2 separate regions of the Homo sapiens genome follow, and region 2 is linked to region 1. Evidence: chromatin contacts called from ENCODE Hi-C or POLR2A ChIA-PET data. All regions are on one chromosome and are shown on one strand. Each heading gives the region's core, a stretch centred on a gene start or an enhancer-like site at or near the end of the contact. The rest is flanking DNA. Distances are from core to core; before and after follow the strand shown.

Region 1 (3,871 bases), core at 559-3,058:
AAACACATTGCATGTTAACATAAATGAAATCTCAATATTATTGCAAAATCAATTTTGACCTCGTAGACCCTCTGAGATCTGTTTCAGAATAGGATCATCATGAAGGACAAAAATTGGAAAAAGATTTTTATTTGCCTGATTTTATGATATCTGAATCTGAAAATAAAGGCTTTGAAATGTGTAAAATCTCAGCGAGGGCCACTGAATTTTGATGGGCTTGCCCCGTGGTGACTGTTTCCGACCTTTCCCTACAATATGCAGGGTCATCTTCCCTTCTCAGTCACCCTCGATGTCTGAGTGGGCTTCTCAGCCTCCATGGTCGCCAGGTGACATCCAAGCATCCTGCCTGCCTTCCCCAGGAATCCTGCTAGGTGGATTTGGCCACAATCCCCCATGGCCCTGAGATTTCCGCTTACTCATTTTCCATCCACTGACCCCACCCTACTCCTTAGCTACAAATTCCAAGTGCTTGTGCTGTCATCAGAGCTGAGCTCATCTCCCTCCACTGCGAGACCCACAGCAGCAGTCCCTGAACCTGTGGCCACTGCCCCTTGAGTAAATTCTGCTTTCCCTCTTCAGCAAGTATCATTGGATCATTTTTCTCTTTCGCCGTAGCTTTAGCTGAGTAATTGGAAGTTTCAAGCCTTCAAAAACACAAGAAACGCCTGCTGTACCCTACTTGCAGGGATGTGTAGAATCAGGTGCAATAATGTGAATCAAAGTATATTTAAATATTGTGGAAGTAAAAGGAGACCACTCAGACGAGAAACGCAGAACCTATCATTCGGAGCTTGCTGTAGCGAGGGCATCAGCTGCCGTCTCAAGAGCTTGAGAGGTACTGGAAGGCAGGCAGGGGAGTGGGAGAGATTTATGATGAAGACAAGGGGAGGCTCCTGCAGGCACGCCCTGAAGGTGGCTGTTGGCCTGAGGATGCTGCAGGCTGTGGCTGAATGAGGCACGCCGTGTGACCGGTGAGGGAGCGTGTTTGGCTCTCTATTCTTGCTCCTGAGTTGGAAGTAGGGACAAAAATTTGGGAAATTATTAATCTAGTCTGGACCATCGGGCCGATTGTTCCAGAATTATTGTTTGCAATCTGACTTCCTGCAAGTTTGACCTGCATTAGACGGCTGCCCAGGCTGGGCTTTGTGTCTCCACCCGGAGCTGGCTTCCGGGGCAGCAGCTGCAGGCTGTGTGTCCAAGCTCTGTTTTTATGTCTGCCCTGGCCACTGTCCATGTGTACATTTCGTTTCTCCACATGTATTAAAGTACTAATAATAATTCCTAATATGTGACTAAACTGATTTATGACATTAGTGTCCAATATTTCTGAAAATAGAGTATTTTTAAGCAAAATTCCAAAATATTAATTGAACTAAATAGACACTTTCCCAGAAACTTCCTTCAGAAAGCAACAGCTGCTGCTATTTAAAGATTTCCCTGAAATCAACTGCCCGGAAAGTTGAGCTGGTTTAATTGTGAGGTCCTCCGGGCTCGGGCTCAGCAGAGAGGGTGGGAGTAGGAACAGGTGGCTGGACTCAGTACCCAGGCCACTCTGTGCCCGGTGCCTGATTCTTCTATCAGAAGTCACAGAATTGGGAAGGAGCTCAAAAAGGGGCTTGTCCGGACCTCTCCCTGGAAGAGTACGTCTACATTATTTGTTAAGCAGTTCTACTGAGACCACAATCATCTTACTTGGCAGCTGATTGTGGATTCTAACTTCCAGAAAAGTCAAGTGGGAGGAGAAATTATATGAGGAGCCAAAGGCAGCCATGGGAACAAGGCAAGGAGTCTGTCTGTGGGACTGAAGGCTCCACACGAGGACGTCGCGACTGTTCTGGAGCCTTCGCTGGCTGAGGCTGAGTCATAGGAGACTGTACTGTCAGCGGGAGACCTCCCACCAGGCCTGAATTGGCCGACCTCACAGTAACACACACTCAAAAGCCCTTGGCTAAACACTCTTATTCCTGTCCTCTCTTTAAGACTTCACTTTCTTAGCAGCAGGCGTTGCCAAGGGATTTTGTTATTTTTAATAGCTTTATGGGATATGTAATAGTCTGTTTTCACACCGCTAAAAAGAGCTACCTGAGACTGGGTAATTTATGAAGAAAATACGTTTAATCACCTCAAAGTTCCATAGGCAGTACAGGAAGCATGGCTGGGAGGCCTCAGGAAACTTACAATCATGGTAGAATGCAAATGGGAAGGAAGCAAGTCTTTGTATGGTGGGGCAGGAGACAGAGAGAGAGCAAAAGGGGAAGTGCTACACACTTACAAACCACCAGATCTCGTGAGAACTCACTATCCTGAGAGCAGCACGGAGGAAAGTGCCCCCATGATACAATCACCTCCCACCAGGTCCCTCCCCCAACACTGAGGATTACAATTCAGCATGAGATTTGGGTGGGGACACAGAGCCAAACCATATCAGGGTGCAAGTGCATACATAGCTTGTGTAGTGGTGAAGTCAGGGCATTTAGAGCATCCATTACTAGAATGACATGTTGTACCCATTCAAATATTATTTTTAATGCACTTTAGAAAATCTCAAGCGTATATAAAAATTGTCACTTGCACTACAATAAAATGCTTCCCCTCACCCTAACCATTTGAGAATAAGTTGAGGTCATGATGTTCCATCGCCCCCAAATGGCCTCAGTGTACATTTTTTATGCATTTTTTATGAGGGGTTTCTCTCACACAGTTACAAAATGCCTATCCAAGTCAGGAAAATTACATTGTTACATTATACATTATGTAATAATACATTTCAGAACCATTACCACTATCTTATCCTTAGGCCCAGTTTAGCATTAACCCTTAGCCTCAAGTTTAGCGTGATGATGAATATACTGATTAATAGAATCAAATAAATAGCCTTTCCATATGTCTATGATAACTAACTATAAGATGTAATTTAGAAACATTTCTCACATATGAGAGGACTTTAAAAAGTTTATGAAAAAATGGAATTAAGAGATAAAAGTTTAAAATATGATTTTATTTCTCAACACGAGTTCCATCAAGTTCCAGACACTTTTGTAAGCAATGATACCATTCACTTAGTCCATCCCTAAAGAACTAAGTGTCCTGGGAATTTAACCATGTCAGTGCAGTCTTTTTTACATTATTAACTGGGAAAAAATGGGTGTCTTTTACAGATTTTTTAAATATTAGGAAGTAAAGAAGTCAGAAGGAACCTATCCAGGGTGGATGGTTAAAGATTTCCCATTGAAACTCTCGCAAAATCGCCCTCACTTGATGAGAGGAATGAGCAGAACCTTTGTTGTGGTGGAGGAGGACTCTCTGGTGAAGCTTTCTCAGGTGTCTGTCTGTTAAAGCTTTTGCTAACTTTTTACAAGCACTTTCATAATAAGCAGATGTTATCGTTCTCCGGCCCTTCAAGAAGTCAACAGGCACTATGCCATGAGCATCCCAAAACACTGTTGCCACGACCTTTGCTCTTGGCCAGTCTGCTTGTGCTGTGACGGGGCCACTTCCACCCTCGGTAGCCATTTCTTTGCTTCTGCTTTGTCTTCAGGATGGTAAAGGGAAAGTTCAGCTCCCATGGCAATTCTTTGAAGAAATGCTTCTGGATGTTGATCCCATTTCTTTAAAATTTCCATCAAAAGCTCTGCTCCTGTCTGCAGCTAATCTGGGAACAATAGTTTTGGCACCTGTGGAATAGAAAGTTTGCTCAACGTTATTTTTTCAGTCAGAATTGTGGAGCTCAACCTATTCAGATTTCTATAGTGTTGGCTATTGTTTCTGCTGTTAATCATTGGTCCTGTTTAATTATTAAATGAACACAACTTTTTTTCCTCAAAAATTGATGTAGATGGTCTACTGCAGAGGGCTTCATCTTCAGAATTAT
Region 2 (3,871 bases), core at 722-3,221, 41 kb before region 1:
CTTGGGGCTGCCCTGTCTATGGAATAGCCATTTGTTTATTCCTTTATTTTCCTAATAAACTTGCTTTCACTTTACTCTACGGATTTGCCTCAAATTCTTTCTTGCATGAGATCCAAGAACTCTCTTGTGGGGTCTGGATTAGGACGCCTTTCCGGTAAGACCTGGAAGCTTAGAAACATGTTCTGGGGAAATGGGAAACAGTTTGCAATGCTATGGCTGCATCATGAAGACCTGGCTTCATGGCTCTGTTTTAGGAGGGGCAGGACTCAGAGAGACGGGCCACCCCCTTTCTCCTCCTTCGTAAGCAAAGTGATTTCAGGGTGGCCCCATTTGCAGATAAGAGGTGGAGTCATGTGGGTGAAATGCTGATGTCTGGAATGTGGGTTATTCACAGGACCTGTGGCCTCCTGACCTGTAGCCTCAGCTGCCTGGCTGATAGCAGCTGACCCTGCTGAGTGACTCCGACAGTGAATGGTGATTCTGAGCACTTCTTTCTCCTTGTTAGCCCCCAAACAATGGTTCCTTCCTTCTGCCATTCACAGTTTTTCTTTATTGGAGGTGTGGTGTCTCAGTGTCCTGGGGCATTGCTTAGGCTCAAGGTCAAGGTCAAGGTCAGTCTCTTCCTCCAGCCCCGAGGTTGGGCTCAGCAGGGCCATGCACCTTCCCTTTCCTAGTGCACAGAGCTTTCCAGTGGTGTCTTCTAGGATCTGAAGTTCCAACACTAAACCAGTGACAAAGCTGATTTCCAAATGGCTTTAATGACAGACAATCTACACACCAATCAACTAGTCTGAGCACATGAAGGCTCAGAACAATGAGGACAAATATGCAAAAAGGTCTGAGATGTGATGACAATTGCTTCCCAGTATGCTGACCTTCAGTAAATGAAACAAAGTATGGTTCTCTTTGGATGAGACATTAATGATCATTAAGAATGGGTACGGCTGCATCGTGCAAGTGCTTTGTTAAAAATATTCTTTTCATTTTGTGTCTGTCCCGTAATTATAATGGAAGTATTGTGCAAGTCAGCCAGTAAGCATGTGCAGTAAAATATTTGGGTTTTATAACATCAGTGTGGTTTTTGAAGTTCATTGTCAAGTGGAGTGGCTTTGCCATATCCTTCATGTGTCACCTCTGACTTCAGCCTCACGGTTTAAGATGAACCATGATGTTCATCTTAATGATGAATGCTGTGTAATCATGATGTTAAATATGAGTTATAAATTTCTCTTCAAAGAATTAATATGACAGTATGTTCAATTCTTTGCCTTCTACTTTTAAACTTAACTTCCTTGTAAAGCAACCTTTTCTGATTATCTACTCCACCCTGACTCATTCTCCACCTTGACTCATTCTGATTACCTACTCCATCCTGACTCATTCTCCACCCTGACTCATTCTGATTACTTACTCCACCCTGACTCATTTTCCACCCTGACTCATTCCGATTACCTGCTCCACCCTGACTCATTCTCCACCTTGACTCATTTCATAACCGTTTTTCCCTCCAAACAACTCACCCTGTCACTCTCTTTAAATTACTCAATCAGAATTAGTTTAGCCTGTACGGTCTAACCCTAGCCAATAGGGGAATGACAAAGCAGTAGGGACCATGTGCATAAGGAAAAATAACCCCTTTCCCTCCTTTGTCCAGGTGTGCACTCACCAGTCCTCCATCTGTAAGGGCATACCCTTCTATAGAAGTACCTTGCCCTGCTGAGAATTAAAAAGAAAATTTTATATTCGAGTGCTATTTCTTTTGTGGCACCGAAACTTTACTTATAACAATTTGGGGGCTCATCCGGGATTACATTCCCCTCCGGGGGTGGTCTCTGGTTCTCTCTTGTGAGGAGGTGCACCCCACCCCACTGTGGCGGCCTCAGGGGTGAGAAATCAAGACCCACCCAGTGTGAAGAATAACCTGAGCTCTCAGCTACATGGAAAGAAACTGGCTAGCAACCTAGCTTAAAGCATCCTCCATAAGGGCCACACAAGTGTGTGCATGGACCGAGGAAAAGACACCATGGGAGCCGGTAAAGTATTTCCTTGGTGGTTGGGAGCAAGGTAAGAAAGCCGTGGCAGGGGGTGGTGAAGTACTCCTTGGTCAGGGTGGCTTAGAGGTTAAAAAGAGGTGAGACATCCCCATTGGCAGGGACTGAACCTCACACAAACCTCCAGTAATAGAAAAGGCAAGTATGTTCCAGTGGTGGAAATTGAACCTCACCCCGAAAGGCAAGAAATTTCCAGTGGGGGGAATTGAGCCTCACCCCAAAAGGTGAGAAATTTCCAGTAAGGGAAATTGAACCTTGAACTCTACCCCAAAACCATCAAGATGGGAAATACCCCAAGCAAGACAGGGAGCAAGAAGGATAAAGATGGTAACAAAGATATCCCCCCAGATAGCCCCCTAGGTCTCATGCTAAAATACTGGAAAGATAATGAAAGGATAATGAAAGGATTAAACATAGGAAAAAGCAACAAATGATAAAATATTGCTGTTTTATTTGGACTCAGGGACCCATCCTCAGACCCTCAATCTTCTGGCCAAGGTTTGGATCAAATGAGGGTGTAATGTGTCAGCTTCTAATCTGATACATTAATGATAAAAGTCCAGTGTCCCAAGAAGAACTAGGCTATGCCCTTTGTTGGAGGGAAGGACCTGCCCTTCTTTTTCCCTTAAAAACAGATAGGGAAGAACCCAATCTAGCACATCAAAATTAAAAGTCAGAGGAGCCAGCTCTCATGCCTAAAGACTCCAGTGCATGGGATCCCCTAGACTATCTTCCCCCATTCAGTGTCCTCAGTCTTTCCCCTCAGACAGCCATTGCCGCCTCAGATCCCTTTCCAAATTTCCCCTCTACTCACGTTGTCCCTCCTCCTTATAACCCTGACTCTTGGGAATTACTGTCCCACCAGCCTGTTCCCTCCCAACCTAAATATCCCTCTCCAAAAGGACTCTAGTGTGAGGTAGAACAATGTAAAAAAGATATTCAGAATTTCCCATTTCTCTCTGTACCTAAGAGGTCAGCCCTGACCCTCTTCCCTTTGAAAGAGGTACCACGAGGTGGGGAGGGCCATTGGCTTTGTAAATGCTCCCTTAACCAGTTCAGAAGTCTGGAATTTTAAAAAGGAGCTTAAACCACTACTAGATGACCCTTATGGAGTGGCAGACCAAACTGACCAATTCTTAGGACCTCAGTTATACACTTGGGTGGAGTTAATGTCCATCTTGGGCATCCTCTTTTCAGGGGAAGAAAGGAGTATGATTCACAGGGCTGCTATGGTAGTTTAGGAATGTGAGCACCCTCCTGGTGAAAACTTTCCTACCGCAGACCAGAAATTCCCTGCCCCTCGAGACCCCCAGTGGGACAATAACGATGCAGGTCACTGGGAAAATATGCAGGAACTAAGGGAGATGATAATAAAAGGAATTTGGGAATCAGTACCCTGAACCCAAAATCTTTCTAAAGCATTTGTTATACAACAGGAAAAGGATGAAGGGCCTATGAGATTCCTAGACAGACTGAGGGAGCAAATGAGGCAATATGCAGGCCTCAATTTGGATGATCCCTTTGGGCAAGGAATGTTGAAATTCCAGTTTGTCACTAAAAGTTGGCCAGACACTTCAAAAAAGTTGCAAAAGATAGACAATTGGGAAGACCGTCTGCTAAGTGAGCTCCTCAGGGAAGCTCAGAAAGTATATGTGAAAAGGGATGAAGAAAAACAGAAACAAAAGACAAAACTTATGTTTTCCACCTTCCAACAGATGGCTCCAAACCCAGGTACTTCTAGACAGAGTTTCCAGGGAGCCAGAAACTATAAAGGGTCTAAACCCTATTTTAAAGGACCCAGCCTCCATCTGGAGGACCAA

What was found. A loop is a pair of places that touch in the nucleus more often than their neighbours do. ChIA-PET counts read pairs that join two places held with the same protein, here RNA polymerase II (POLR2A). Pooled maps may share reads with other maps.
Region 2: a map of PC-3 shows a loop between it and region 1 (4-fold over the local background). The contact joins the promoter of LINC00431 here to the enhancer-like site in region 1. A Hi-C loop is called at or near these places in 4 of 168 maps with a recorded cell type or tissue (PC-3, ascending aorta, chondrocyte and 1 more) and 8 of 50 pooled maps. POLR2A ChIA-PET finds 5 or more read pairs at or near these places in 1 of 52 experiments (IMR-90).

Annotation. Positions count from the first base shown.
Region 1 is chr13:111,005,108-111,008,978 of GRCh38, forward strand. No RefSeq gene overlaps it. Among named protein-coding and RNA genes, the nearest start is that of LINC00431, 41 kb to the left of the region's middle. RefSeq lists a silencer at 2,206-2,335. Within about 2 kb of position 1,809, at least 27 of the 41 ENCODE cell types and tissues checked have a DNase peak (open chromatin) inside an H3K27ac peak, as active enhancers do; they include IMR-90 and ascending aorta, where a contact is called at or near this core.
Region 2 is chr13:110,964,056-110,967,926 of GRCh38, forward strand. It overlaps LINC00431 (long intergenic non-protein coding RNA 431), which reads left to right and starts at 1,972. Exons shown (of 2, transcript NR_126378.1): 1 at 1,972-2,064. All of the region lies in intron 1 of LOC105370364 (a long non-coding RNA gene), which reads right to left. RefSeq lists an enhancer at 924-2,123.